Linked DNA regions of Mus musculus: region 1 is linked to region 2. A link is a loop called in an ENCODE intact Hi-C map of the cell type or tissue named here. Cell type or tissue: left cerebral cortex. All regions are shown on one strand. Links, peaks and the distances in the headings refer to the core of each region. The heading gives the core; the rest is flanking DNA.

What was found. A loop is a pair of places that touch in the nucleus more often than their neighbours do. Peaks named below come from ENCODE experiments on the same cell type or tissue, not always from the same donor. Only the 100,000 strongest peaks of a DNase experiment are listed, where the experiment ranks them.
Region 1: it touches region 2 in a loop (4-fold over the local background); 2 of 42 quality-filtered maps call a loop at or near these places.

Annotation. Positions count from the first base shown.
Region 1 is chr1:177,419,028-177,421,951 of GRCm38, forward strand. No RefSeq gene overlaps it. Among named protein-coding and RNA genes, the nearest start is that of Zbtb18, 22 kb to the right of the region's middle. In left cerebral cortex, for the core only: a CTCF peak has its summit at 1,323 (motif pointing left); a DNase peak (open chromatin) is centred at 1,331.
Region 2 is chr1:177,193,737-177,196,660 of GRCm38, forward strand. The region is part of intron 1 of Akt3 (thymoma viral proto-oncogene 3); the gene reads right to left. Among named protein-coding and RNA genes, the nearest start is that of Akt3, 54 kb to the right of the region's middle. In left cerebral cortex, for the core only: a CTCF peak has its summit at 1,683 (motif pointing right); DNase peaks (open chromatin) are centred at 636 and 1,689; H3K27ac peaks cover 307 bases.

The DNA of each region.
Region 1 (2,924 bases), core at 323-2,822, 230 kb after region 2:
TTCCCTACCAGGTGTTTGTCTTCCTACTTTACTCCACCAGCAAAGCTGATCTTGTCTTTAGCTACCTAGGTGAGGGAGGAGACAGCTGAAGGGGTAGAGGTACCTCACCTCCCTTTCTACCTACGAGGCTCACAGAACTCCTCCAAGGACAAAGTTCCGTGAGCAATACTGTCACACTGCAATGAGAATCACTGATCCACAGTGACTCAGTTCCTACCCTTTCTATTCTAGTAAGCTCAAGGAATTATACTCCAACGGAGGGATCGGCTGGCATTTTTATTATTTACAAATGACAGGAATGTAACCTCCTCGGGACAGTGTGGTGTGTGTCCTGGTGTCCCTGGTACCTGGCAAGGCATAGAACACTGGAGAAGGAGCTCAAGAGAGCCTCGCTGAACAGTGGAATAAGCGGAGGAGTCGTCCCATGCCTGCAAGTTCACCAGGCGGTTCTTGTGTCAGGCTTCCTCCAGCATAACACACCAGAAAGGTGTTCTGCAACACGCACCCCCACCCCGCCCCCGAGAGTCACTGCTGACTTGCTGCACTTCGGTTTGATGAGAACAGGGAGCTGCAATCTCACGGCTCTCTGCAAGCAGTTAGGAAACACCAGGGATCAAGTTGGGAGCCGAGCCCTTCTGTCTGTCAACAGAATTGCTACTGTCTCTCAACCTCAATCTTTTTCCTTAAGAAAATTCGTCTTCAGATGAATCCTACCTGTTCTGTCCCCTTATCAAACCTCCAGCCAGAACCACTGGATGAAGGATCCTCTGAGTGTAACATCCTCTGACCCCATCCTCTGGATGCATGCCTCTGCTGCTTTCTTCCATACTCCTAATAGACCCGAGGTAGCTGCACATCAGCCCTCTTTCAAGTCCCTGGTAACAGAGCTTCCCTTACAAGGTGTCTTGGTCCTGCAAGCCCTGGTGTCTTGGTGTTTGGGGCTCCTTAGATTACACTGTCATGAAAGAGTCAATACTGTTTGACCAGACAACCCAAAATAACTTGTTTTTCTTGCTCCCAGGACATCTGACAGCAGAGTCGATGATACATATTATTAAGTAACTGGGGATCAAGCACGGAGCACATGTGGTTGCTGCACTGTTAATCTCCTGAGGCCTGAGACAATGTTGGGGTTTCTGTGAACTCTTTAGCCGTTAGCTACTGCTGATTGGGATATGGGGGAGGACTTTTTTTTTTTTTTAACTTCTTAGGATGGATCTTTCGGCTTTGACTTTCTCCTCTGGGCCTGGTGCCATGCAGCAAAAACTTGGTGCTTGCCTGGTCATATTTTCATCTGTGTGGAGGCTGCCCCCTTGGGGTATGAACATTAGTACTTGCTGATTTTTTTTCCTGCCATGAATATTGAAGTGCAAAAAAACTTACTTTTAGCCGCAGCAAGGCCTGGAGGTGCGAGGGAGTATAATTTTTCAATAACGAGCCGAGTGTGTATGAAAAGGTAGTGGGTGGTTTTATATGGACTATTTATAAACTCCTGAAGGGAAAAAAAGCATGCTCCATTCTTGCTATTAAGATAAAGCAAACTAGACCAAAAGGCTCTATTCATTCTGGCTTAACTGATTTGTATCCAAAGACTCAGTAGATGGAAGCCTGTATTGTGGAAAGACAGAAGGCCAAATAAAAAAAGCCACCATAGAGCACTAATCTCAAGTAGCACCCCCACCTGCCGATTGCAGAGCACTAGCTGTAAGAAAGAGGTTTAAGACATGATGATTCTGGTTTGCATCTGGTAGCCTCCTAACGGCTACCCAACCTTTGGTGTGAAAGTCTCTTCTTTGAAAACTTTTTTTTTTTTTTTTTGTCTATAGACCAGATTGTCCCTAACTAAATATGATCTATGTTTTGGGTTTTTGTTGATCAAGAATTGCATTAATTCTTCCAATTGTGTTAAGTAAGAATCCCGGATGTTGGATACCATTTCTTGATTGTTAATTGTCTACTGGCAACTATTCAATATTTCTTTCTTTCTTTTTTAAAGTTAGGTATTTATTTCATTTACATTTCCAATGCTATCCCAAAAGTCCCCCATACCCTCCCACCCACTCCCACTTCTTGGCCCTGGCATTCCCCTGTACTGAGGCATATAAAGTTTGCACAATCAATGGGCCTCTCTTTCCACTGATGGCCGACTAGGCCATCTTCTGATACATATGCAGCTAGAGACAAGAGCTCCGGGGTACTGGTTAGTTCATATTGTTGTTCCACCTATAGGGTTGCAGATCCCCCCAGCTCCTTGGGTATTTTCTCTAGCTCCTCCATTGGGGGCCTTGTGATCCATCCAATAGCTGACTGTGAGCATCCACTTCTGTGTTTGCTAGGCCCCGGCATAGTCTCACAAGAGACAGCTATATCTGGGTCCTTTCAGCAAAATCTTGCTAGTGTATCCAATGGTGTCAGCATTTGGAAGCTGATTATGGGATGGATCCCCGGATATGGCAGTCTCTAGATGGTCCATCCTTTTGTCTCAGCTCCAAACTTTGTCTCTGTAACTCCTTCCATGGGTGTTTTGTTCCCAATTCTAAGAAGGGGCAAAGTGTCCACACTTTGGTCTTCGTTCTACTTGAGTTTCATGTGTTTTGAAAATTGTATCTTATATCTTGGGTATTCTAAGTTTCTGGGCTACTATTCACTTATTAGTGAATATATATTTATGTATTTATATATATATTAGTGAACATATTGTGTGAGTTCTTCTTTTTCTGAGTGTTCAGATATTCACAGGAACTCTGAGCCAAATGCTTAGGAGTTAGGTGTGTTGTTGAACATTGATGAAATATTTTAAAGGTGCCAGGACTGTCCCTCATAGTTCGAGGTGGGCACCCACTTCAGTAAGGTAATGTTCTACTTGAGATTGCTTGGCCACCAGCAAGGGAAAATGTGGGCTGAGTCCTTTTACATTCTATTAT
Region 2 (2,924 bases), core at 328-2,827:
ATGAGGATGAATAAGTTTCTTTTAAAAATCAGCAAATTTATTTCTCCTATTAGTAACAGAGTCAAAAGGTCATATCTTAGTGTAAGTCTAAAGAATATATCAAAATAACAAGTTTTATAGAGTATTTCAGTAGGCTGTTCAGAGGCACAGTCCACTAAGAGCAACTTAAAATGCTAGGTAAGATGATTCTGACAAACCAACTCCCACACAAGTATTACAAATGTATTTTATTGGCGCTAAAAATAAACAAAAAATAAACAAGATTTTGTAGCATAAATTTCACATCATTTAAGTTAGCAAAGACATCAACCCTTGAGCTTGGATTTTAGTACTTCTAGGATTGTGTGTGTGTGTGTGTGTGTGTGTGTGTGTGTGTGTTTGTGTGTGTTTCTGTGTCAATGTGCAAATGTGATATGAGGGTTAGAGAACACCCCTGAAAATCATTCTAAGGAACACTATCCACCTACACAATGAGAGAAAGGGACTCTCGTTGGCCTGAAGCTCATAAATAAAGCAAGATCCAGAGATATTCCCATGTGTGCTAACCCAGCATTTGGATTGCAAGGGAACACCATCACACACAGCATTTTATGTGAGTTTTGAGAATAGAACTCAAGTCCTCATGCCTGCCCAATCTACCCAACCCCCTCAGCTTCTGTTTCCAGAATTTTAATGCCTTCAAGTTATAATAAAGATATAAAATCAAGCTTCTTTCCAAGTGTGGAGAGAAGGGGGAGGTAACCTAACTCAAAGCATATAAATCTACATATGGTTTTCTATTACCATGCCTAGCACACAGAGCCAGTCTTCTTTCCAGGATTCTGCATTTGCAAAGTCATCAACACATTAAAACGTTTTATAATCCAAAATTCAGTAACATTCTAGCTGTTCTAAGAGTCATCTTTTACATGTAAAAAAGCAAATACTCTGAAAGCATAATAACCCCTGTATTCCCAGATGTGGATGGATAAGGTATCACTCAGGCTTGCTTTCATTTATTTACTATAACCAATGCTGTTGTGAAGTATGGTTAGTGCCACACTCTTCACAGTTTTGCTTTCTCTCAGTGACTTAATTGTCTAAAAGAGTCCCCACAAATACAAGTTTAAGTAATAAAAATGTTTCTCTGTGCAAGAAAGCTGTTATAAAATACATGTTTAAAAAAAGCTTCATTCAGTCATGACTTTAAAGTATTGGTGGCTATAAATTCAATGTCATGAAAATAATACTTACTAAATAAGGAGTCTTTAAAAGGAAACAAACAGGTAGTAATGTTATATATGATCAACTGACAAAAACATAAAAAGAAATCTGAAGGAACCTGTCCCCTGAAATTCCTTCTAGAAGCAATGCTTCAGCATGCATGTGGAGTTTTTACAACACTGATAAATGAGTAACAAGAATCAGCAGCATTTAAAACTGGTACCTTAGGAGCCAGGACCCCAGAAGCAAGATGAGAAACAGAAATAACAAACCATGAAAACAGTGCACTTTCAAAGATTTCAGAGGGTCACAGTCATCAGACAGAGTATAAGCTAAACATGAGTGTGCTTATCTTATGTTAATGAAGCTAAAGATCTAACTTGGAGTTTTCATCAGTAAAAGAGAAAACTGTAAATAACATGAGGTCTGACAACACAGCTCAGCAGGTACAGGCACTTTGGAACAGGGCTGAAAACCTGAGTCTGATCCTTAGGACCCACAAGGTGGCAGGAGAGAACAGATCCTCTTACTAACCAAAATTTGTCCTCTGAATTGCTCATGTAAACTGTGTCCCCCAAAACACACAAATCAAATAAGTAAGCAATATGAAAGACAACAACAATTGAGAACTCAAAAACACATGTAAAGAATTGACAGAGAACTCTAGTACCACATCAAACAACCAGAAAAAAGAGAAAAACTAAAGAAGCATAAAAATATCATCAACAACAACATTAAGTCATAAATTGTAAAGTATATACACAAAAGATTTTTTCCCAAGTTTTTAATTGCCTCGTTATACAATATCAGAAAGAATACATCAGAAGTGTTAGTAGCAAAGAATTTCCTGGATCAATGAAAGACATGTATAAATATCACTAACAAACACGAAACCTAAATGAAATGAAAAGGGAAAGAGAGGAAAAAGGAAAAGAAACACAAACACACTTCAAGTTTAAAAAAAAACAAAGAACATCTTAAAGAAGCTAAGGAATAGGATATTATCTCCCAAATACAGGACACGCTAACATGCATCTTAGTCATGCAGTGCAAACACAAAGGTAAAGGAATGACAGCTTGTGTGGGATTAACAAAGTAAAGACTGTCATAGAACTCTCTACTTGAAAAAAGAAACTTCAAATATTCAAGCTAAATAAATAACTTTTCATGTAAATCTAAGACATGAATGAATGAATGAATGAATGAATGAATAACAACAACAAACAGTACATGTACATACCACCATTCTGCCCTAAAAGTGAACTTCTGACATAAACACCACATTTGGATGAACCTATAAAATATAGGACAACCAAAGGAAAAATACTCTGATTCAACGTAACCACTTAAATACAATTTTTCATGCTAAGCATACAGCTCTGCCTGATACACAATTAAAAACTAAATGCTACCTAGGAAGAGGTATCAGTTAGCTTAAAGATATTTCATCTACTTTGGAAAACAATATTAAAATCCTTAAAAGAATACATTATGAAAGCATTTTAAGAAACTAGTAAGTATTCTTTTGTTAAAGCAAAAGTTAGGAGAATTTTAATTTCTTTATCCTGGAGTCTCTCTTGTTGACTCAACTACTGACTTTAATACAAATCTCAAAACTGTTCCTTAAGAAACTAGGTCTACAGACGGATGTGGTGATGCATGTCTTTAATGTCAGCGCTTAGGAGGCAGACATGTTTATCTCTATGAATACAAGACCAATG